Regions from separate parts of the Homo sapiens genome. Here region 2 is linked to region 1. A link is a loop called in an ENCODE intact Hi-C map of the cell type or tissue named here. Cell type or tissue: HepG2. All regions are shown on one strand. Links, peaks and the distances in the headings refer to the core of each region. The heading gives the core; the rest is flanking DNA. Region 1 has its middle 130 kb from the start of ADAMTS3. Region 2 has its middle 160 kb from the start of COX18.

The links. Peaks named below come from ENCODE experiments on the same cell type or tissue, not always from the same donor. Only the 100,000 strongest peaks of a DNase experiment are listed, where the experiment ranks them.
Region 2: a loop joins it to region 1, with 27 times the contacts of the local background. A loop is called at or near these places in 16 of 110 quality-filtered maps.

The regions. Positions count from the first base shown.
Region 1 is chr4:72,696,631-72,709,783 of GRCh38, forward strand. No RefSeq gene overlaps it. Among named protein-coding and RNA genes, the nearest start is that of ADAMTS3, 130 kb to the left of the region's middle. In HepG2, for the core only: a CTCF peak has its summit at 5,782 (motif pointing right); a DNase peak (open chromatin) is centred at 5,791; H3K4me3 peaks cover 453 bases.
Region 2 is chr4:72,902,442-72,915,594 of GRCh38, forward strand. No RefSeq gene overlaps it. Among named protein-coding and RNA genes, the nearest start is that of COX18, 160 kb to the right of the region's middle. In HepG2, for the core only: a CTCF peak has its summit at 7,236 (motif pointing left); no DNase peak of the experiment used is centred there.

The DNA.
Region 1 (13,153 bases), core at 2,174-10,173:
TTTCTATCCTCACTTCAAGTACTCTTTGCAGGTACGTGTGATCCAAATTTCTCCAGGTCTTACCAGTTTAATTTCATGTTAATACTAATGACTCATATTTTTTAAAGAACCCTATCCCCCAAGAAGTTTTGCCTGTTGATATCTGCTAATGTCCAGAGACTGTGTCACATATGTCACAGCCATTCCTTCGGTTGCATTCACTACTTGGATTCTGACCCATTCTCCCTGCTCCTGTTCATACATTGAGGTCCACTGCCTCTGCATTTACTGAAGGCTGACCTTACGTTGAAACTATTGTGGGAAACACATAGAAGACTTCCAGTGCTTGTGCCAAGACTGTTGTCCTCTCATGCTCTCGATACTGCTAAACTCAAGGTGCCATATTTGGGCAGAGGTGGAGGAAATATTCTTCTCTCTACCACTGTCACAATCTAGATACCTGTGTCTTGCTAAAGAAGCCCTCTTTGTTTTCTCAAGGTCAAGATCTTGCTTAAAGTCCCTCTTTCCATAAGTCTCAGAAATGAGTCCATGACATAGTGCCAGAAGCCAAATGTTTGCAACAGACACCTTGCTATCTTCTGCATCCCCAATTTTATCCCATTTTTTTTTTTTTGGCAGTCAGCCTTTTCCCATGATCATCAATTTATATAGACACCTCCAGACCACCCACTATATACGCTCATTAAATTGTCCTATGTTTGCATGAATCTCAGTGGTAGGTGCAACTTGGGCTCAAGGTGGGATGGGACCCCCCTCCCTGTATAATGCCTTAGGAAAGCTTTAATATACTGTAGACATAACATTAATACTATTCTTTTTATTCTCTCAGTGAATGATCAGATCATCATAAAATGGCTAGGTCTGAGTTATTTCCAATATCTCATTAAACTTTTTAGTCATCATCCCTCCGGGCTTAAACTGTGAAGGGAGAAGAGACCTCAAATAACCTCCCACATCTCTGCTCCCCAACAAACCTACCACACCTGCATAGTGTCTGGCACATGGAAGGCATATAATACCTATTTGATGAATGACGGAATGTGCAAACACTTCCCTACCCATCCACAACTTCAGTTTCAAGGATTATGAAAGCAGCCAAAGTTGAAAAAAAGAAAAAGACCAAAAAATACATGGCAAGAATGGCTAGTTCAAGATCCATTGGGCCCAGAGAATTTGGCCAGACTAAAATGCAGCAGAGTGTATGACAGTTGCTAAAGCAGGACCAGAGTGCCATTGCTCTTTCCTCTTCTCCACGTCAAGCTCTATATTCCCTTTTATACCACCAGCAAATGGCTTGAGAGAAAGTGTCTAACAAGTAATTATAACCACAGCCAGATTTGCTCTTGTTCTATTTCCAAATTGTAACTGCATTCTACTTTGTTTATTCTTTACTTTCAAAATTATCCATTTCACTATGGTATTTATAAACATATTCCTTTTAATAGCCAACGGCAACATTACCTTGAGAGAGAGAATTAGGAAACATTCTCTTTGTCAGAGCTCAAAATGATATCCTGCAGAGTGAAAGAGCACTTTTATACAATATAAATACTTAACTATTTTATTAACGTATTAGCTGAAGCCTTACAGAAAGAAAAAAATAGACACTTCCTGAGTCTCAGAGGTGATAACAAAGCTGTTCAGGCAGCTAGGCCAGGAAACATCTTTCTGTTTCCTCTGGAATAACACATCTGTCAAAGTCAGATTTACAAAAGAAAATCCATGTGACTTCTAGCCAAGAACTCTTGAAACCCAAATAATTTTGGATATTTTTATAACATATTAGGGAGCATATTCCAAATTTCTTAAGTTGAAGATCCTAGTTCAAGGCTACCTATACCTGTTTTGGACCTGTAGAATTTTGTATTTATAGACTAGGCACAGATAAATCCTCATTTTTCCTGTGTGTGTTAAAAAGCTATGTCATTCCTTCTGAGATTCTTGGCCAACTTAAATGGCCTTTTAGACTTTATGGACAAAGAACATGTGGCCCAAAGAACATGTGGGCAAGTACGTATCTCTGTGAGGTCAATTCTAAAGAGTTTGAGAAGTTGGTTTTGGGACAGTCCAAGAAACTTGCTTTGCCAGTCAAGGAATTCCTTTGCTTTCTATCAAGCACATTATCTCCTCCTAAAATTATTGTCCAATGTGTGATGCCCAAATCAAAACACTTGGCTTCTCAATCTTAGACTTCTCAGCTTCCAGAACTATAAGCCAATAAATTTCTATTCATTATAAATTACTATATGTGGTATTCTGTTATAGCAGCACAAAACAGACTAAGACACTAACCTAGACCTCTTCTTCTGCCTGAAGTTTAGAAAAAGTAAAATTGTAATTTGAAAAATTAATTAATTTTAAAATTAAATTAAAATTAAAAATTACATCATAATTCAAAATAAAAGTATTATATAAAAAACACACAGAGAGAGAAAGAGAGAGAAACATTGTCTCTACAAACAAAAAAAGCACAGCAGGAAGACATGTCAGACATCTGTACACTTGCACCACTGTATTTTGAAACAGTTTCTTAATTTCTTATAGAAACTAAGAAAATTATAGACATTATGATAAATTAAATAAGTCTGAATCAGGAAAATGCAGAAATAAGGCAATTGAAGAGATAAAAGATTTCAGAGATCTAATAGAACCCAGGAAAGAATTAGAAATAAGAGAAAAAATTATTTCAGAAACAAAAGCTAAGATAGGCAGAATATACGAATGAATAAACACAATACCTTAAGAGATAGGGTGTAATAAACACAATGGTAAATACCTTATTCTATAAGCATGAAAAACTATTCAAGCAAAATGGGCAGATATAGAAGATAGGTAAATAAAATCCAACATACATACACACACACACACACACACACACACACACACACACACACACACTAGGAATTGAAGGGGAAAAAATTGAACACAACAAATACTAAAAGTCATAAATGAAGAAGATTTTTCTGAAACAATAAAAAAAAGATTTAGAGCTATGTTGGAAATGATATACTTCATATCTGGGAATACCAACTTAAGATTATTAACACCAAAATATATTCTGCTAAAAGTACTAGACGTTTAAGAAAAGAAAAAATGTTCTTAGCTTCCAGCCAAAAAGACAAGACACCCATAAAAGTAAGAAAGTGATTATCATCATTATATTATATATATTTTTAAATTTACTTACTTTTGAGACAGGGTCTTGCTCTGTTGCCAAGGTTGGAGTGCAGTGGTGCAATCACTGCTTGCTGCAGCCTCGACTCCTTGGGCTCAAGCAGTCCTTCCACTTCCACCTCAGCCTGCCAGATGGCTAGGACTACAGGTACAAGCCAAGACAGCCAGCTAATTTTTTTTGTAGAGATGAGTTCTTGTCATATTGCCCAGCCTCAAACTCCTGGGCTCAAGCAGTCCTCCCAGTTTGGCCTCCCAAAGTGCTGGGATTACCCATCATTATGTTTCAACAGAAATTCTTTATGCTGGCAGACAATGGAGTAGTAGGTTGAGATTCTTAAGGGAAGTAAATGTGAGTAAAGCACTTTATAACAATTGAAACTGATATTCAAATATAAAGGCCAAAATCTTTTAAGAATATGCAGAAATGCAGGGAATATTATTCCCATTAATACCTCCTGAGGAATCTACTAGAGAGTAAGCTTCAGCCTAAAGGATGGTAGAAGACAGTAAATACAGTATGAAGTGGCTATGTGCTCTAACAATATAGATTTACCACAACTATGAAAAACTTGGGAGAATGGGAAAGTATATGAAAAGTAGAATGAGCTTACGGATTTTATTATAGCAAATTATTAATTACGCTAACAACATCGAGAACCAGGATTTTTGATGTGGGAGAAATAAAATTTGTATTTAAAATGAATCAAATTAGTACAAACCCTATAGCTCTGTTATGAACTGAATGTTTGTGTCCCCCTAAATTTATATATTGAAGCCCTCATCCCCAATGTGATGGTATCTGAGATGAGGCCTTTGGGAGATAATTGGGATTAGATTAGATTAGATTAGACAGTGGGGGCCTCATGGTGGGATTAATGCCGTTATAGGAAGAGGAAGACAAATAAATTCTCTCCCCAGACTTCACCCTGTTACATACTGAGGAAAGGCCATGTGAGGACATTGCAAGAAGGTGGCCAACCAGAATCTCACCCTGCTGGCACCTTGATCTCAGATTTCCAACCTCCAGAACTGTGAGAAAATAAATTTCTATTATTTAAACCATCCACTCTCTGTTATTTCATATGGCAGCCCAAGCTGACTAAGACAGCTCCAAATACAATTGGAATAATATTTGTATAAACTCATAATAATTTTATCTTTAAAAACATGTATTTCTGAGCCCTGTCTATTGATCATGGCTAGCAATGACAACTCAATAGCAAAGAGAATGCCTATTGTCCTGACAGTTGTCTCTACTATATTCCACTAAATCAACCAGGGCTTCTTGGAAAAAATGGCTGATTCTAGATCTAGGGCAGAAATACAAAACAGGAGATTAGAACATCTTGTCAATCCAGAAAATGGGGAGGCAAAAGGAGAAAAAGTCTCCTAGGATTAAATCTAAAGGATTTGAAAACCAATTTGAAGGAGCTCCCACTGGTGACAGTGGGAATAATTTGAATAGCAATAAAAATAATGGCTATAAAAATTGTACACATCAAGTAAGTTTAAAATCATGCATTCATTTTGATATTATGAAGTACCCACATTGATAACCATTGGAGGAATTTAGAAAACAAATTCAGTATTTTGAAAACAGTGAAATAAAAAGAAGCAAGCATTTATCATGTATTTCTACACAAACTAAAAGTAAATATTTAATGATGAGCATTTTCACTTTAAAGAAATATGCCAGGTCATAAGTGAAGAAGAAAAGACAGCATTATCATCCATTGGCCTCTTTTCCTCTCCCCCAACAGAAGACTTAAAGGCCAAAGGACTTTTAAAACTAATTTTTAACAAATTAGTAAAGGTCAAAGTGAGAGTAATTATTCCAAAGTAGTTCCTTAGAGTAAGAAGATGTGTCTTATAGATCAGGAGCCAAAGCACAAGTTTTCATCCCATTTATATTTTTCTGTGGTGAAAACTGTGCCATTCATTCATCAAAAGGTATTGGATGGAATTATTTGCATATGTATTAAAAAGTTGGGATATGAAGTAAAGATAAAATGGAATGCCTACTTGGAGAAATCTTCAACATTTGAAGAAGTATGTTGATATGTTTGTCTACATTTGCCTTACCTTTCACTATAGCCAAGAAACTAGGAATTTTGTTTGATTTACAAAATACAGGTTTTAGGTACTTCTATGGACTGAATATTTGTGTCCTCCCCCCAAAATTCTTAAGTGTTTATTATTAGGAGGTGGGGTGTTATTAGGTTATGTTATTTGGGAAATGATTAGGTCATGAGGATGGAACCCTGATGGGGTTAGTGTCCTTATAAAAGAGATTCCAGAGTGATTCATTGCTCCTTCAGCGATGTGAGGACACAGTGAGAAGGTGCCATCCATAAACCAGAAAATAGGACCGCACCAGACTGAATCTGTCAGCACCTTGATCTTGAATTTCCCAGCGTCCAGAACTGTGAGAAATAAATTTCTGTTGTTTAAGGTATTTTTGTTATAATAGCACAAGTGGACTAAGAGAAAAACTAATTTTTGTTGTTTTTAAATCAGAATTGAATTTATTTTGCCGTGGCTGAAACGAAAGCAACTGTATGAAAAATAGAGTAGACACTCCGTTTTAAAGGCCCATCCTCCCAGTAGGTGGAGCTATAATGCTTGTAGACTGAAATAAACAGAATCTTGACTCTGTTTCCTCTCTCTTAAATCCTGGCACAGTAATGGAACTGCTGAAGGTTAACCTAAAGATGTCTTTTTCTGATTTTTATTTGGTAAATTGTTTATCGGCCCTAACTGTGCATTAAAATTATTTAGATTGGTTTTTTTAAGTTGCAAATACTTAGGAGTATGCCTAGGAAATGGGTATTTTTTTAAAGTACTCCATTGATTCTATTTTATAGCCAGAGGAGACAACCACTGGCCCAACAGGGGAAAGAGATCATCTTCCATGGAGTAAGAATATAGAGAAGCAGTAATATGATAAAAGAAAAGCCTTTTATAACAAGCATTTATGGGTTTCAGGATTTAATCCAATAACAAAAACAATGAACAGCAAACACAATGTTTCTCATTTATAAAAATTTGGTTCTTTTTTATCTACTTTTTGGAAAATAAGAAATTTTATTTTTGTTTTTTACTGTGTAATGTCTATTTCATGTTAAGATGTGTTGAGCTTTTCAGTGATCATAAAATTTGGATAATATGTTCGTGTAGTCTCTCCACTGCTCCTCAGCCTTTTCCAATCAATTAAAGTATGCTAGAAGCAGCAAATAAATACAGTGATCTCTGGAAGCTTTCAAATACCCAGTGACAAGTGCTTTTCACTGTCTACAACAGTTACAAGTGTCATTACCAGACACAGAAATGTGATCTTACTGTAAGTGCAGAGGAGGAGCAAGGGTGGCAGCCACTTCAGAATTAGCCTCAATTTCCATTTTAATCTGTGGTTATCATGGTTATGTAGGAAGCACCCAAAATGTCATTTCCACCATGACATTGCCAGCAGACGCTTGTTTACTGTAAAACTGATAAAACTTACCTCTCTGGGCCTCTCACTTGCACAATCTTACGGCCCTAACAGGGCCCTAGAAATGTTTTTTTTTTATTATTACAAAATTGAAAAGTATAAGATATTCTCACTGCAATTGGTTAATTCCACTGACACTTTCCACTCCAGCTTTTCCTCTGTCACATTTCCCCTTTTGGTGGGTGGTGTTGGAAGAGCCACAAGCATTTTTGGGATTGGCTAAGGAAGATTTGAAGACACTTTTAGTTTGTTCTGGTGGAATTATTTACGTGGCTGGCAGTCATTTCCATGCATAGTTTAGTTAATGGTAGCAAGGTTCTATATGTTAGCAAATGGCAAAGCTAGGATTCACATCTGGCTTTGCCTACTCTATAATGTTCTTTATATTCTTGCTCTTTGCATGCTTTGTTATCCATCAGCAGACCTTTTTATGATTGTTCATCCTCAAGCTCTTGCCAGGATGTGATAGTATTTCCCTCCTCCTCTCTGACTCCAATACTTTTTTTTTTTTTTTGCCTTTTTGTCTCTCCTATCTTACCTGCACCCTGTATCTTATCCAAATTGGACTCCTCACCTTTGCTGGAACATAGCTTTGCTCATTTTCTTCCCTTGGTCATTTATACTTTACTGGTTCTTATTTTTTTTATTTGACACAAAACATTGACACTGACAATGTCATAAAACTCATATGTCACTACAAGGACAGCAATGACACATTAGTTAAGGAGTATCATAAATCTGAATAGTATTTACAGTTAATCACACACACACACACACACACACACCCTTCAAATCTTACAGCTCATATGTAAAAGAAAGATGAGAAAGGTTTTCTCAAATTTGATAGCAGTTCTAAAAATTTGCATGACATTTCCAATAACAAGTTATGAAACTGAAGGAAAATTTTTCATCAATAAAAGCCACAAATTTTTATCGACCATTCTAGAAGAAAGTTTAATTATCTTTCTATCTTTTGTATGGATGTAATTAAAAAATTGTCATCATATAAAAAGGCAGTATGAATTATTATTTTTCCTGATGTTGTAATGTTTGTGACCATGTGTCAACTTTGTAAAATTTATAATTTGTTGTAATATTGTATTCTAAATAAATATTCACTTTTGTGAAAATAATATTTTACATATTGTGTAAAATAATGTGCCCCACCCCCTTTTTTTAAGAGGACACCCTAAGTAATATAATTCTCAGGCCCCACAAAACTCAGAACTACCCCCGATTGCCAATGAAGTATTTTACTAAAAAAAAGTGTGGTGTCAAGTTAAATGTGTGCCACTGAGGGTTTGTTCTTTTATTTCACAAGCCCAAAATATCAATTACTTGCTAAGTTAATAAAAATTAGTATCTGGTAGAAAAGTCTTCTATGTTGTCTATTGTTATTTCTAAAGCCATGTATCCATATCCGCTTTTGATGTTTTCTCTCTTAAACAAAAATTACTTGCTTAGTTAATAAAAATTAGTATCTGGTAGAAAATTCTTCTATGTTGTCTATTGTTATTTCTAAAGCCATGTATCCATATCCGCTTTCGATGTTTTCTCTCTTAAACAAAAACACTATGCTGAATGTGCAGCAAGTAGGTGTGGTGTAGTTATTGCTGATGCACAGACATCATAGACATTTCAAGTAAAAGGCAGCAACCTGAGAAGTTGCAATCCACTTGAGAAGTCATGATTAATACCAACATTTTTAAATTAGTAGTTGTCTAAACAAAAATTGTATAAATGCCATGAAAATATACTTCCATTCTTACTGAAACTGCCTTTGCAAAATTATAACTGAGGAAATTATGACAGTGAAAAAAAATCAGACCTAACCGACTCCATCTTGCTTCTAACCTTTAAGCTGTGCTTGTTCATTCTTGGGCATAGGCCGAGCTAACTTTGGGAAGGAATTCAGTTCATGGTTTGACTCTGAAACAAAATTGATAACAGCCCTTTCCCAAAAAGACTCCCTTCTTGCCTGGTGACCAGTCTGCCTTTGCAGGACTAACCTATTAGCTACAAGGTTAGAAATTACAGTTTAGGGGTTATGCACCCTCTGGCTCCAAGTCTGAACCGCCCCACATTGCTTCTGGGGATAACATCACTATTGTAAAACCTAAGATTAGTGCTTGAGATATTTCGCAGACCCTGCACTGGGGGATCAGCTGACACCACCCAGACGGTTAATCTCACTCAACCAGTTCTGCCGTTTCACTCAGGAAGGGAAGACAGCAAGAAAACCTCACTTCAACCCCCTATGATTCCATCTCCAACCTGACCAATCAGCACTCCCCACTTCCCAAGCCCCTACCCACCAAATTATCTTTAAAAACTCTGATCCCCGAATGCTCGGGGAGACTGACTTGAGTAATAATAAAACTCCGGTCTCCCGCACAGCCGGCTCTGTGTGAATTACTCTTTCTCCATTGCAATTCCCCTGTCTTGATAAATCGGTTCTGTCTAGGCAGAGGGCAAGGTGAACCCACTGGGTGATTACATTACTACTCTCCCTAGACAACTGACTGACTCTTTGGATGGCTGTATACTAATAGCTAACATTATAAGAAAAAGGAAAAATCCTTACTTAAACAAAAAAATAGGACCAGGAAACAAAGGAAAGTAAAGATGAATAATTAAATATTATATATATGGGAAAACAATCTTTAAAAAATGTATGCTTTTATATAAATATATATTTATATACATTTATTACAATCTTATTGATATAAAAGGTGTTCAGCAAACCATTTAGAAATAATAGTAAAATATATGACATCACTTAAAATTTTATATAGCCAATTCATTCTCACAGAATGAGTGTTTTCTTTGATTTTTACCTAACTCCTGTTTCTGTAGCCAAACCTATGGCTGCAACTGATAAGCATGTGTAGTTTGGATATAAATGAAGTTTTCATTTATGTATGAAATGAGGAAGGCATTTGTTAGAACTTCAGTTCTTTGCCAATTATGTAATAATTTGAATACAAAGATTCATGGCCATCTTAAAAAAATAGCCAGTTAAACACCGAACTCCAGCAGATTCTGTATTTGAGAATACTATTCTTGATTATTAAAGGAAAATGTAAATTTGAGAAGTAAATGGATTTTATTTACTAGGAGCATGAAAATGTACTACAAACCTTTTCCCCCTAGTTTCCATTCTCAACCTTATTTTCTGCATCTTGGAGGCCTTCCCAGTAGATCAAATATGATACATCTCTAAATCAGGTTCTTGTGCCTCATCTTGAGCATTAAAAACAAGACAAGATTTAGAAAATAAAAATTTTAATAACAAGTACCCTGGAAGGAAGAAAGGAAGGGATTGAAGGAGAATGAGAGGGAAGAAGGAAGGAAAAAGAAAAAGATGCCAAGTGTTAGACAAGAATTCTGCGACAAGAACAGAATGCCTTAAAAAATAGTCAAGAATTGGTGACTATTTCAAAACTCTAAAGTAAACTTGGGCGTTGGAGTTGGTATCTATGACCTCATTTCAGTAGGTCAGTTCCTATGCGGAGGAGCAGAGCTGATGTCCGGATGGAAGCACCTGATTCGGTTGACAAGTTCAATCAGAGGTCCCAGGCAGTCGACCTTACGCTTCCTGTGGCCTTACAAATGCCCCACTCAAGACACCTGTCAGGCAGGCCAAACTTATTTAAAACATTTTTTAGACATGAGACATTCTCAAAGATGAGAACTAACTACTCATTTTAGCTGTCTTGATTAGACACTAATTAACCATTTTGGTTGGCAACCTTCAACTCAATTCTGCTGAACAGAGTGCTCTGAAGTAAACATTTTGTTAAAACACGTCAACAAGATAAGCCATGTCAGCAGTGACATATGCTCTATTCTATTTTCCTCTCTATCCAGGTTTTTTGTTTTTGGCTTTGTGGAGACACCAACTTGCTACTCTTGGTTCAGTGTCCTAAGTGGCAACCTAGGATCTCAGTAACATTAATGCAACTTCAAAAAATAACTCACTCCTCCAAAATCTCTTAGACTTTCAGAAGATGGTAAAATGTTCCTTCTCTGTGATGTGTAGTGGGTGTATGATGTTTTCTATATGTTTAAGAATGTGTTTCTGTGTCAACGAATATTTTAAAAGAATAAAAATTACAGTAGTTACAGTGTTTCAGCTGAAAAATTATGAGAACTGAAGAATTAAAAATTAAGGCCCAAGGTGACCCACAAAATCAGCATGGCAGAGCAAAAACTAGAATCTGAATTGAGCTTATTCCTAGCTTTGCTTTCAGAGTCTGAGGAGTCATCATATGGGATATATAATCTATGTCCCTTTAGGGAATACATTATATGGCCAAGTTTTCACCCTAGACTTTCCAGTGATATTTTAAAAAGTCATTTTCACTTTCCTCCTGGCTTCACAAAAAATCTTTATTATTATTCCAATTATTAAAAGTTGAGGCCGGGCACAGTGGCTCATGCCTACAATCCTAGCACTTTGGGAGGCAAGGCGGGTGGATTGCCTGAGCTCAGGAGTTCTGGACCAGCCTGGGCAACATTGTGAAACCGTGTCTCTACTAAAAATACAAACAATTAGCCCGGCATGGTGGTGCACGCCTGTAATCCCAGCTACTCAGGAGGCTGAGGCAGGAGAATCGCTTGAACTGGGGAGGCAGAGACAGCAGCAAGCCCAGATCATGCCACTGCCCTCCAGCCTGGATGGCAGAGTGAGACTCTGTCTCAAAAAAATAAAATAAACAAATAAAAGTTGGGCACTTTATGTTAATAATTTTTTGCATGAGATTTAGAAGTGCTAAATTGATAACCAGCAGTTTATTTCTCTAATGTTTAAAGACAGTAAATGACTAAACATTTTGCGGCCCTTGCATCCATTGGATTGCTTCCAAAAAAAAAAGACAAAGAAAAGAGAATGTAACCTGCTAAATCAACACGTCTCTGGAGGTCAGATGAGAGCTGTTGTGAGATCCTGTCTCATGAAGCAATTTAAGAGAATAGAGCAAAAGTTAGAAGGAGCCAGGCTGCAACTTTCTTATAGTCCAAGCAGCCCGGAATGGAAGACACATCCTTAGCAAATCAGGCAACAGGAAATGCCAAATCATGCGTAGATGCCTGCTGGGCTGATAAAGTCAATCCGAATATGACACCAAGAAAGAAGAGAAGAGTAACCCACTTGGTCTGAGGTTGGAGAAGACATGCTCCATATGGCTTGGGTGGTAGAAATGGAGTCATTGAATTCATAGAAGAAAGACATATCTGAAAGGCCCTCCTATTATTAGAACTACCAAAACTTATATTACACATCTAAATTTCATTCATAGGTAGTCAGAGACCCTGGAACCATGGAATCTCTGGATCTGGGTTCAGAACAGGGGAGTAATATCAAGGGAGCCTAACTGAGAATAAATGAAATGTTTTGAGTTTCTCATTTTTCCCCTTAACCCCTCTCTAGTCCCTCTTCATTCCTTTCCTTTTCTTTTGATTCTGGTGCAAAGAAGAAACAAATCAAAGTGATAGATTGTTCAAATGACCTATCAATAATAAGGTAGTATGCTTTAAAAGAGTCTGCAGTTTACAAGCCAAAGTTCTATAGAATATGAAACCAAAGGAGGAAATAAAGCTCAAATTCAAAAGTGGTTGGATGACGGAATTTGAAGCACACTGGGTAGCGGCCCCAGCTTTTATTTTATCCTATTCGACTATGGGTCCAGTGTTGCCTTAGTAGCTTAAGGCTAAAATCCTTGAGCTGACTAGACAAGTGACTCCTTTATTAGCAAGGTACCTTTCCCATTTTTGCATTACAGACATCTTGAGAATACCATGAAAGCTTCTGATCCCTAGTTCACCACAATACATATATTCATTTACACACAAAATTGGGCATGCATTCTCTGTAAAATTCAAAGACCACTGCTTATAAAGTGCTATAAACAATATTGGTGCAAAACAATTTTTAAAGCCAACATGAAACCAGGAAATAAGCAACTACAACTCAGTTGAAACAAGAGTATTAAACTATTCACACCATAAAGAAAAAGCCATCAAGTAGTACCCTAGTTGCCCTCCTGGCTGCTGGAGAAAAGTGTTAGGCATAATTTGCACTTGTGAGCCTCTTGGCCCTCAAAGAGATGGTTTGAATTGTATACCTTTAATTTCCCACAACATCTGATGATATAAAGTCCAGAAAATTAATGAGAAGAAGGGCTTGTTGCTGTTTGATGATTAGAACAAATACAGTTCGCTGTCAGCTAGCACAAGGCAACTTTGTCCCTGCAGAGTAGCCCTAGTAACAGACAAAAATACAGTGCCAAATTAGGGGGCTAAATTCCAGACTGGAGAGTAGGCGGCTCCTTCCAGAACTCCTTTTTGCCTTATTGGACATGGATGAAGGAAAGAAAGGAAAACTTCTGCCTCCTAGTTACTCTGTGGGGAAGTCTGAGATTCCCTTTACCTGAGAAGGAAAGTCAGTTGGCCAGATCACTCCCCTCTGGACAGAGTCCTCATGGCCTC
Region 2 (13,153 bases), core at 3,386-11,385, 210 kb after region 1:
ATAGGAAATTAACAATCCATAATATACATGGAAATATTTAATGCAGGAAAACCTCAATCATCTCTGAGGTCATTACCCTTGTTTATCATGGCATAATAATTGATGTACTCATTGAACAAATATTTATTGAGAGCCTACCTTGTGTTAGTCTTGGGCACAAAGAATACAGCAGAGAAGAAAACAAGTTCTTACTCTGGAGTTGTATTCTACTGCAGAGAAACATAAAATAGACAGAAAATACAGACTATATCAGAAAGCGGTAAGTATGAGTATGTGTAAGGAAGTTCAATAAATAATACCTCTCTTCACTGTTCTGGTCCCAACCAAACAGAAAAATAAGACAAAAGATTAAGACTGATAGTAGGTCAAGATACCATCTTTATTACTGAAGAGGCCAATTTCAAAGACGTGGCTGGCAAGCAGCTAAGCTCATAATTTCAAATTCAAAAATTGGATAAACTTTGTCATCCAATCATAGGCAAGCCTAGACAAGGGAGGGTATCCCCTTGTGAGGTACTACCGAAGTTAAGACTCTTGGAATGCAGAACCAGGAGGCTGACTGCTCAATAGGAAGCTCTCTCCAAAAGAGAAATAGAAGGATCTGAATGTAGAGATTCCCCACAATTAGATACAAGCTCCATTCTCTTACGTAATTTCAGAGAAAATTTTTAAATTCAAATATTTAATCTCATTTCAATTTAACATCCAGAAGTATTTAAAGTCAATGGGATCAAATACTTTTGCTCGTGTAAGGTAAAGGTCAAGAAAATTCAGATCCAAAACTTAGTCTAAAGTTTCTTATTCTGCTCCAAAGGAATTCTTAATGCCTGAGTGAATTTGGGGGACCATTAATTAGCTTCAGTGTATGCTGTCTCTTAAGGGAAGAGAGTAGTTGCCTCATGGTTGCAGAAACATAATGCCAAGCCTTTGATGTACCTCCCTTGTTACAGGGTCCAAAAAGTTAACTGGACACGTAAGTATATCACAGCACCAGCCAACACCCACTAACTTAGAAAATCAACAAATCTTTACCCCAACAAAACTACTGTCCCATAAAAAATTATGTCTCTTTAACCAAATACTTAGTGTCACAGAGACTCAATGTCAATCTAAAAAAAATAAGGCTAGATAGTTTTACCAGAATGTCAGTCAGTCTAAACTTGGTGTCCAAAGTGCAAGACCTACAGCCTTACCCTCAGTTGAAAGCAATCTTCCAGTGAGAGGTTGATTTTGGCATTAAACATTCAGGATACAGGGGAGATCAGGGATACATTAAACATATAGGATACAGGGAATCCACCTATGGATTCTGTCTTTTCTTTCCAAAAATGGCATTGAGAAATTGCTGTCTTCTTACAAGGGCAAAATTTTGCATTGGTGTGAACTCTAGTCATCAGTTGTTTGTCAAGGAGCCTTATTTTTCCTCTGTGCATATCTAATTTCCACTTCCCTTTTGAGCCTCTTGTTATAGCACCCATTAGTAAAGGGGGCATGGGCTCTCTCTAGGGTCATCATGTTCACTCTCTCTTGTAATCAGACATTTTTTGTTCTAGGCCACAACAGTTGTTTCCTCTACTGTTGGCAAAGAAATTGCTTAGACCTAAAAAGCCCTGCCTCCTATAGAGGATTTCTCCCTCATACAAAACAACTGATCAAGAACCCAGTTGAGACCACAAGGTGAGAGAGAACTCTTAATCCTATGGAATAACTCTTAACCTATGGAAAGAACACACAAATCCAAACTTAACCTTTTACAGTATCTTCCTTGAGAATCCTGAGCAGAATTTGGGACCATGAATGCAGTACTGCCTACCAAGCCTGGCACTAACAAAAAAAAAGGAAATACTAAGCCCCCTGTAGTGTTCAGTAGCACACATAGGACTTAGTCACCTTGTTGCTTAAAGGCAGAGAGTATGTTCCCTTCCCAAATGTCCAGAACAACTGTATTTGGAAGGACACCTCACCCTTTCCTCAGATCTTCACCTCAGCAGCATCTGCGGCAAAGCTGTACCTGTGTGGTGACGGCAGCTTCACCTGAGGCCCCGTGGATCTGCTGAGGTCCTAGGCTTGCCAAGGCCTGTACTTTCAGAAGGCCTATGCTTCCTGCACCTTTGCTTGCTGCTTTTGCCAAGACCACCCATGCAGACAGCATGTGCCAAGACTTATGAGACCTCTGTGCCCTTGCTAGGCCCAGAACCTGCCACCTGGACTCTGTAGAAGGACAGTGGACTATGGAAACAGCTGTCAGTGATGCAGTCATTCACCAAGGACAAAATACCGCATGGCCTAAGGCTTAAAGCCTCTTTCCCAGGCTGCAGAAGTTAAAAACTGTCCAAGTATAACCCTCTACAAACAGCTAAGATCAGTATACCCTCCCCATATAATAAAATCCCAAACCAAAAGCTGTGCCCTAAACACAGAAGAATCCGCCATTATTATTGTACTTCCCTCAACTTCCAGTCCTTTCTTTATTTCTCAAAGAATCAAGCATTAGGGTGTCAGGGGGTCTTATAAATATCACTGATTTTCCATTTCTTCCAGATGAAGTCCTGAACAAATTAAAATATACGAGTGGCAACACATACAGAGCCCAAAATATCACCTGTATTATTGATAAAGACTAACTAAGAGAGTCTGGCTACAAAGGGCAAAAACTCATTGAACCTCAGATTGAGGCAAATTTATGCATGCAGCAGTACACTACTAAAACCAGAGCAGCCTCCACTAAAAAACACCTCTAGAGAAAAAAATGAGGACTGAGCCAGAAATAGCCAGCATGTTCTTATCAAATTTACCAACCAGATAAGTCATCCCCATCCTCTGGGGTGGAGTAAACAAAGCCAAGAATTTATCCTAATTGCATTCCCTCCGCATTAAAGGAAACATCTAGATACAGAAAATAGCTATAATAAGGTAATGGTAAATGGAACAGAGAAAAATAAAACCATGTAAAGTTGATAGGGAATGGGCATGTTTCAAGGTGATACTTGAAACAGAGACCCAAGTGAGGGAGCAAGGCTTGCAGTATCTGCGAGAAGGGTGTTCTAGGCAGAGAGAACAGATGGTGCAAAGGTCCTAAAGAATATCCATACTTGTTATGTTAGAGCCATGGTTCTCAACTGGACAATTTTGCCCCGTGGAGGACGCTTGGCAATATCTGGACACATTTTTGATTGTCACAACTCAGGGATGTACTGAGAGGTCAAGGATGCTACCAAGCATTCTAAAATGCACAGGACAACCCCTCCACAACAAAGCATACGCCAATAGTGCCACTAATAAGAAAGCCTGTGTTAGAAGCACACAGAAGAAGCCAGTGATGAAACAGAGTTAAGCAGTGGAAGAAATATTGAAGATGAACTCAGAGGGGAAGTGGAGGCCAACCTCATGTGAGACCTTGCAGACCATGGTAAAAACTTTGGATTTTACTCTGAAGGAGCTGTGAAGCCATTGGAGAATTTTGACAAGAGATGTGACCTAATCTGATCACATTTTAAAAAGATTCTTTATTATTATTATTATTATACTTTAAGTTTTAGGGTACATATGCACAACGTGCAGGTTTGTTACATATGTATACACGTGCCATGTTGGTGTGCTGCACCCACCAACTCGTCATTTAGCATTACGTGTATCTCCTAATGCTATCCCTCCCCCCTACCCCCACCCCACAACAGTCCCTGGTGTGTAATGTTCCCCTTCCTGGTCCATGTGTTCTCATTGTTCAATTCCCACCTATGAGTGAGAACATGCAGTGTTTGGTTTTTTGTCCTTGCGATAGTTTGCTGAGAATGATGGTTTCCAGCTTCATCCATGTCCCTACAAAGGACATGAACTCATCATTTTTTATGGCTGCATAGTATTCCATGGTGCATATGTGCCACATTTTCTTAATCCAGTCTCTCACTGTTGGACATTTGGGTTGGTTCCAAGTCTTTGCTATTGTGAATAGTGCCGCAATAAACATACGTGTGCATGTGTCTTTAGAGCAGCATGATTTATAATCCTTTCGGTATATACCCAGTAATGGGATGGCTGGGTCAAATGGTATTTCTAGTTCTAGATCCCTGAGGAATTGCCACACTGACTTCCACAATGGTTGAACTAGTTTACAGTCCCACCAACAGTGTAAAAGTGTTCCTATTTCTCCACATCCTCCCCAGCACCTGTTGTTTCCTGACTTTTTAATGATCACCATTCTAACTCGTGTGAGATGGTATCTCATTGTGGTTTTGATTTGCATTTCTCTGATGGCCAGTGTTGATGAGCATTTTCTCATGTGTTTTTTGGCTGCATAAATGTCTTCTTTTGAGAAGTGTCTGTTCATATCCTTCACCCACTTTTTGATGGTGTTTTTTTTTCTTGTAAATTTGTTTGAGTTTATTGTAGATTCTGGATATTAGCCCTTTCTCAGATGAGTAGGTTGCACAAATTTTCTCCCATTCTGTAGGTTGCCTGTTCACTCTGATGGTAGTTTCTTTTGCTGTGCAGAAGCTCTTTAGTTTAATTAGATCAATTTGTCAATTTTGGCTTTTGTTGCCATTGCTTTTGGTCTTTTACACATGAAGTCCTTGCCCATGCCTATGTCCTGAATGGTAATGCCTAGGTTTTCTTCTAGGGTTTTTATGGTTTTAGGTCTAACATGTAAGTCTTTAATCCATCTTGAATTAATTTTTGTATAAGCTGAAAGGAAGGGATCCAGTTTCAGCTTTCTACATATGGCTAGCCAGTTTTCCCAGCACCATTTATTAAATAGGGAATCCTTTCCCCATTGCTTGTTTTCCTCAGGTTTGTCAAAGATCAGATAGTTGTAGCTATGTGGCATTATTTCTGAGGGCTCTGTTCTGTTCCATTGGTCTATATCTCTGTTTTGGTACCAGTACCATGCTGTTTTGGTGACTGTAGCCTTGTAGTATAGTTTGAAGTCAGGTAGTGTGATGCCTCCAGCTTTGTTCTTTTGGCTTAGGATTGACTTGGCAATGCGGGCTCTTTTTTGGTTCCATATGAACTTTCAAGTAGTTTTTTCCAATTCTGTGAAGAAAGTCATTGGTAGCTTGATGGGGATGGCATTGAATCTATAAATTACCTTGGGCAGTATGGCCATTTTCACAATATCGATTCTTCCTACCCATGAGCATGGAAGGTTCTTCCATTTCTTTGTATCCTCTTTTATTTCATTGAGCAGTGGTTTGTAGTTCTCCTTGAAGAGGTCCTTCACATCCCTTGTAAGTTGGATTCCTAGGTAATTTATTATCTTTGAAGGAATTGTGAATGGGAGTTCACTCATGATATGGCTCTCTGTTTGTCTGTTATTGGTGTATAAGAATGCTTGTGATTTTTGCACATTGATTTTGTATCCTGAGACTTTGCTGAAGTTGCTTATCAGCTTAAGGAGATTTGGGGCTGAGACGATGGGGTTTTCTAGATATACAATCATGTCATCTGCAAACAGGGACAATTTGACTTCCTCTTTTCCTAACTGAATGTCCTTTATTTCCTTCTCCTGCCTGATTGCCCTGGCCAGAACTTCCAACACTATGTTGAATAGGAGTGGTGAGAGAGGGCATCCCTGTCTTGTGCCAGTTTTCAAAGGGAATGCTTCCAGTTTTTGTCCATTCAGTATGATATTGGCTGTGGGTTTGTCATAGATAGCTCTTATTATTTTGAGATACGTCCCATCAATACCTAACTTGAGAATTTTTAGCATGAAGGGCTGTTGAATTTTGTCAAAGGCCTTTTCTGCATCTATTGAGATAATCATGTGGTTTTTGCCTTTGGTTCTGTTTATATGCTGGATTAAGTTTATTGATTTTCGTATGTTGAACCAGCCATGAATTCCAAGGATGAAGCCCACATGATCATGGTGGATAAGCTTTTTGATGTGTTGCTGGATTCGGTTTGCCAGTATTTTATTGAGGATTTTTGCATCAATGTTCATCAAGGATATTGGTCTAAAATTCTCTTTTTTTGTGTGTAGGAGCTGGTACCGTTCCTTCTGAAACTATTCCAATCAATAGAAAAAGAGGGAATCCTCCCTAACTCATTTTATGAGGCCAGCATCATCCTGATACCAAAGCCTGGCAGAGACACAACAATAAAAAGATTCTTATAACCACCATGTAGAGAATGGGTTCTTGGGAGGCAAGGAGAAGCTATTGAACTTCAGGTGAGAAATGATGGTGTTAGTGGTGGAGGGGGTGAGAAGTGATCAATTCTGAGTATAGTTTGAAGGTAGAATGAAAAGAATTTATGAATGCCTTGTATATGTGGGGTAAAGAGAGGAGTCAAAGATGACTCCAAATTTTTTAGCCTGAGCAACTTGAAGAATGGGAATGTCATTTACCGAAATAAAAATAACTGTAGGAGGAAGAGGGTTTAGGGGAGAAATTAGATGTCCATTCATAGATATCAAGCTCTAGATGCTCGTTAGGCATCCAAGTGGAAGAGACAAGTGTATAATTAGGTATGAGAGAAATTAGAAGGTTCTGGATGGTGATAAACTGTAAAACTAGATGAGATCACGTGAGAACCACATGTGGCAAGAAAAGACTGGATTTGAGTTTAAAACTTGTAGAAATGAGAAGGTCAGCCTTCTCTGTAGGAGTAAAACAGACAGTAGTGTTTTGGAAGCCAAATAATATTTATCAAGACTGAGTCATTGATAAAAATGTGGAATATTATTCAATGTGCTCTTTTGAAGTTCTGATAATAGGTTAAGTAAAATACATAATACATTTTAACAGGATATTTATTAAAATATATTTTATCAGTTATATTACTTATTGTGAAAATTCATATATGGTGAATACTAGAGTCAATCTCCAAAAAGCACTAAAGTCTAATGAAGACATTCAGTACAAAAGCCCCTGTTTTCATTTGATTTTCGGCTTATGTTGTTATTATGTTTTCTTTTTTAGCATGTTATGTTTCCTTTAAGATGCATGTTTTTAACATTTTTGACAACTCTAAAATCAGAAATTGTCTCACAATTGAGGTGATAAGAAGCATTGTGTATTAGTTTAATTGACTGTGATTTTCTTTTAGCAGGTAAAAAAATAATGATGTATCAGAAATCAGAGGCATCTTAAATTTCATTAACTATGTTGATAACTCATTAGGAATATAACTAAGGTTCTGCTCTCCACATACTAAACTGTGCAATGAAGGAATCAACTCGACTTTGGCCTACTCTCTGTTTTATTAGGCATGCAACCACCACCCCCTACAGGTAGGAGGATTCTCACCACTCTGGCTAGAATTTGCAGGTGCAGAGCTGGGAGGGATGTTATCAACAACTCCTCACATTCTCCATTCAGTTTCCTCAGGTTGCTTTAGCAGCCCAGAAGAAAGTCACAGATAGGAAATGAGGCAGATCAACAGTTTTCCCATTTAAAAAGAGTATCAGGGAACAACTCTCCATCGTCACCCTTTCCCTGCTTCATAACTGTACAAAGTCAGTTTTTTGGTATAAAACTAATAGGCCATCATTTTAGTTCAGGCCAGGCCAGCACCACCCCTCATCAGGAATACCTAATTGCTTTCCAACTGGCCATTCCCCTTTCACACCCTTACTAACCCCAGATGCAATCCATTGGCAAATCCTGTAAATGTCTCCAGAATCCCATGACTTCTCGCTTTCATGCCACCGTCCTCTTCTGCAATAATCCCCACTACCTGCTCTCTTCCTTGGACCTCACTTCCCTTTAGTCAATTCTCAACCCAGAACCAGAGTGGTTCTTTTTAAATGGCAGATGATGTGACTCTTCTGCTCCGAACCCTCTAAAAGCATTCTTTGTCCTCAGAGGAAAAAAAAAAAGCCATTGTAGTCATTACAATGGCCTACAAGCCTTTACATCAGAGGTCAGTAAATTATAACCTGTTTTTCTGAGGGAAGAAAAGTCTTATTTGGAACACAGCCACATCCATTCATTTATGCATTGTCTATAGTTCCTGTCATGATATGATGATAGTCATGCATTGATTATTCATTTAATATTAGTATTAGCATGCAATAAGATATAGCATTTAGTCAATAATGATTTCAAGAGAAGAACTGCTTATGAGGACATAAATCTGAATGGGAGAAGACCTAGATTTCTCCAGAGCTGTGCGTAATGAGGACAGTCACAAATTAGGGGAGTAGATGGGAAGTGGGCACTCCTGAGCTCTGCAAGTGTGAGCAAGAATAGTGGTTGAGCCATTTGGAGAAGGCACAATAGGTGAGTTAATGAGAAGATAAATGTAGCTGAGAAAATGAGAGAGGTTTTCAGCAGCTGCCTTGAATACAGTGAAACTTGGGAAGATGATGGAACAAATGATTAAAAGTATTCTAGTGAGTATTTCTAGGAAGCTTCTTATATGTTAGGCATTATAAAATCTTTGGGCCAGCTTCATTAAGGAAACTACACCAAAAGCCCTACATGCTCAGAAAACTATAATACTTCCATACCAGCAACATCTTTAGTGGCTCACAGAGGGCAAAGGTTGTATTTTCTTCATCTTTGTATTCCTGCAGCTAGAATAGCCCCTGGCAAATAGTAGGTTTTCATTAGCTATCTGTTGAAGCCGGGGGTAGTGACATATGCTGGTAATCCCAGCACTTTGAGAAGCTGAGGCTGGAGGAACACTTGAGCCCAGGAGTTACAGACCATCCTGGGCAGGACAATGGGACCCCATCTCTACAATTTTTTAAAAAAAATTAGTTTGGTATGGTGGCATACACCTGTAGTCCCAACTACTCAGGAGGCTGAGGCAGGGGGTCCCTTGATCCTAGAAGTTTGAAAGAGCAGTGAGCGATGATCATGTCCCTGCACTCCAGCCTGAGTGACAAAGCAAACTTCTAATAAATAAATAAATAAATAAATATCTGTTGAATTAATTCTAAGACTTAAAAAACTGTTTTAATCTATCTTCTTATCAGAGTCGAGGTGTGGTAGTTAGAGTAACACCAAGGAGAGCCTAAACTGCTTTTTATTGGTCACCGTTTGGGATAGAGGTGCACAAAACTATCGTTTAAATTATAAATGTTACCTAGAAGTGATAACAAATGGAACAATAATGAGTCACTGACACTACCACCAAAATAAAATTTTTAGTTTCATTCTTAGTGTTTGAAAGAGGTTCAGGAGAAAGTGACGCAGGAAAAGTCATTATAATGAAGGATAAAACCACTGCGTAATGGGGAATGAAGAGAGAAGCTTGACAAAAGAAGACAATAGAAGCCTATGAAAATGACCAATTCATTATTTTAGCCATTGACTTTATTATTTCTTGCTCCATATAATTAACATCATGGCTAAAAACAAGGCAGAAATTCTTTTAGGAATAAAATTGTCACAAGCCCTGCCTTTCCCTTCCCCATAAGGTTGATCTAACTCCATTAACTGTCAGTCTTTGATGTAAAGTATCTTACCTGACCTTCCTTCTTAGCCCCTACTGAGAATCCAAAGTAATCTAAGAGCTGTGCATTCCATTGGCAATTGGCATCTTGTAGTTGCCAATTTGGAGAAAATAATAATCTCCCCTATACTTCACCTTTGTGGATGTATTTTCCTTATTGTTTGAGAGGAACATAATACAACAGTAAGCAGATCAACTGGAACCCTTCAATCTGTAAATAAAAGGGCATTGTAAGCTACATGTTACACAGAACTCATTTGCCCAGAAATCTGATTTTATTGTTAGGAATTGGCAGCCCATCCCCAAACATGCACTTTTAATTTTTCCTGAAAAGACCACTATTTTTGTACTGATACTTCCCCACAAGTAGCATCTGATGTATTGCTATTGTCTTTGGTTAAATTAAAAGTGATGCTATCCAATTTCAAGAGCTTCACATAAATAATACCTTATGAGAAAGAAAATCTGTAAGGAATAAATTCTGGATTCAGGTACTGGAATCTTTGGTAAAAGCTTGGACTTGTGGTGAAACTGGCAATGAATTATGAATACTATTTGGCTTTTGGCTATGAGAAGGATAGAAAATCAATCCCAGAATTTCCAAGTATTACAAGCATACCTGAGATGGGTGGTAATATGGTTTGGCTGTGTCCCCACCCAAATCTCAACTTGAATTGTATCTCCCAGAATTTCCACGTGTTGTGGGAGGAACCCACAGGGAGATAATTGAATCATGGGGCCCCGTCTTTCCTGTGCTATTCTCATGATAGTGAGTAAGTCTCACGAGATCTGATGGGTTTATCAGATCTAATGGGTTTCTGCTTTTGCTTCTTCCTCATTTTCTCTTGCTGCTTTCGTGTAAGAAGTGCCTTTCACCTCCCACCATGATCCTGAGGCCTCCCTAGCCATGTGGAACTGTAAGTCCAATGAAACCTCTTTTTCTTCCCAGTCTCAGGTATGTCTTTATCAGCAGTGTGAAAACACAGTAATACAGTAAATTGGTACCAGTAGAGTGGGGTGTTGCTGAAAAGATACCTGAAAATGTGGAAGCAACTTTGGAAAGGGGTAACAGGCAGAGGTTGGAGCAGTTTGGAGGGCTCAGAAGAAGACAGGAAAATGTGGGCAAGTTTGGAACTTCCTAGAGATTTGTTGGACTTTGCCCAAAATGCTGATAGCAATATGGAACTTGTTGGGAACTGGAGTAAAGGTGACCCTTGTTATGTTTTAGCAAAGAGACTGGTGGCATTTTGCTCCTGCCCTAGAGATTTGTGGAACTTTGAACTTGAGAAAGATAATTTAGGGTATCTGGTGGCAGAAGAAATCTCTAAGGAGCAAAGCACTCAAGAGGCGATTTGGGTGCTGTTAAAGGCATTCGGTTTTATAAGGGAAGCAGAGCATAAGTGTTTGGAAAATTTGCAGCCTGACTATATAATAGAAAAGAAAAACCCATTTTCTGGGGAGAAGAATTCAAGTTGGCTGCAGAAATTTACATACGTAGCAAGGAACCTAATGTTAATCTCCAAAACCATGGAGAAAATGTCTCCAGGCCATGTCAGAGACCTTCAGCGCCCCTCCCCTCACAAACCCAGATGGCCAGGAAGAAAAGGTGGTTTCGTGGGCTGGGTCCAGGGTCCCTGTGCTGTGTGCAACCTGGGACTTGGTGCCCTGTGTCCCAGCCACTCCACCCGTGGCTGAAACGGGCCAACGTACAGCTTGGGCTGTGGCTTCAGAGGGTGGAAGCCCCAAGCCATAGCAGTTTCCATGTGGTGTTGAGCCTGTGGGTGCACAGAAGTCAAGAAGTAAGGTTTAGGAACCTCCACCTGATTCAGAAGAGGTATGGAAATGCCTGGATGCCCAGGCAAAGGTTTGCTGCAGCAGGGGGTGGGAAACCTCTGCTAGGGCAGTGCCAAAAGGAAATGTGGGGTTGGAGCCCCTAGAGTCCCTAGTGGGGCAATGCCTAGGGGAGCTGTGAGAAAAGCGCCACCATCCTTCAGACCCCAGAATGGTAGATCTACCTACAGCTTGCATAGTGTGCCTGGAAATGCCACAGACACTCAATGCCAGCCCATAAAAGCAGCTAGGAGGGAGGCTGTACCCTGCAAAGCGACAGGGGTGGGGCTGCCCAAGACCATGGGAACTCACCCCTTGCATCAGCGTGACCTGGATGTGAGATCTGGAGTCAAAGGAGATCATTTTGGAGCTTTAAAATTTGACTGCCCCACTGGATTTCGGACTTACATGGGCCTGTAACCCCTTTGTTCTGACCAATTTCTCCCATTTGGAATGGCTGTATTTATCCAATATGTGTAACCCCATGGTAGCTAGGAAGTAACTAGCTTGCTTTTGATTTTACAGGCTCATAGGCAGAGGTAACTTGCCTTGTCTCAGATGAGACTTCGGACTGTGGACTTTTGGGTTAATGTTGAAATGAGTTAAGACTTTGAGGGACTGTTGGGAAGGCATGATTGGTTTTGAAATGTAAGGACATGAGATTTGGAGGGGCCAGGGGCAGAATAATATGGTTGGGCTGTGTCCCCACCCAAATCTCAACTTGAATTGTATCTCATAGAATTCCCATGTGCTGTGGGAGGCACCCAGGAGGAGATAATTGAATCATGGGGGCCATTCTTTCCTGTGCTATTCTCATGATAGTGAATAAGGCTCATGAGATCTGATGGGTTTATCAGGGGTTTCCACTTTTGCTTCTTCCTCGTTTTCTCTTGCTGCTACCACGTAAGAAGTGCCTTTTTCTTCCTGCCATGATTCTGAGGCCTGCCCAGCCATGTGGAAATTTAAGTCCAATTAAAACTCTTTTTCTTCCCAGTCTCGGGTATTTATCAGCAGTGTGAAAACGGACTAATACAGGTGGAAAAGCCCAGGCATGTACAGGCTGGTAGATCAAGAGCTGGGCTTAGTGTCCACAAAACCAATTTCACTAATGCCATTGTCTGCCTACTTATCAAGGCACTTGCCCAACCTCTCTGAAAGGCAAAATAACAGAACTCATTGTAAACATGCAACATGCCCCATTTGAGAACGCAATAAACCTATACATTCTTTCACTCAGATTATTAAAATGCATCTTTTTTTTCTTCTCTAACTCTAATCTTTCATGAGGTTCAGTGCAAGTGAACTTTTTCCAAGATTTTAGAGGAAAAAATCTTTCCCATTAAACCCAGACCATTTTGCACACAGAAGAAAGGGTGAAGTTGGAAGCACTCACCTCTTGGGTCTCACTTTTTGCTTAATTTGGTTTTATGGCTGCCAAGGGAATAATAAAGTCTGTACTACAAATGTTTGTTTTCCACAGGGCTGTATTGTTAGGTGAATGGTCATACCTGTATTAACTAATGATTAAAAGACAAAGACAAAATCCTCAATGATATTATTGTTAATGTTCAGCTCCAGAAAATACATCAAAAATATAAACTGTAATTCTCAGAAGTGGGATGTCTTTATCAAAAATGCAGTTTTTCACTTTTTATATACATGTAGAATCCATTTAAGCTTGACTTACATTTATTTCTTCTATTCATCAACATACTTTATAATAATTTCAGGGGCCATATATGGCTTTTAATTCTCCAAAAAGTATATTAGCATAAAAAGTAGGTTATTTTGGAGGGCCTTGCATTCTTGATTCATACTTTAGTTTAGTTTACTTTTTATTTTTCCATATCTCCATACTTAATTCAACTTTAGTGTGTCTTTCCTAGGACACCATATGAAATGCTTTTCTTCACCTTACTACTTT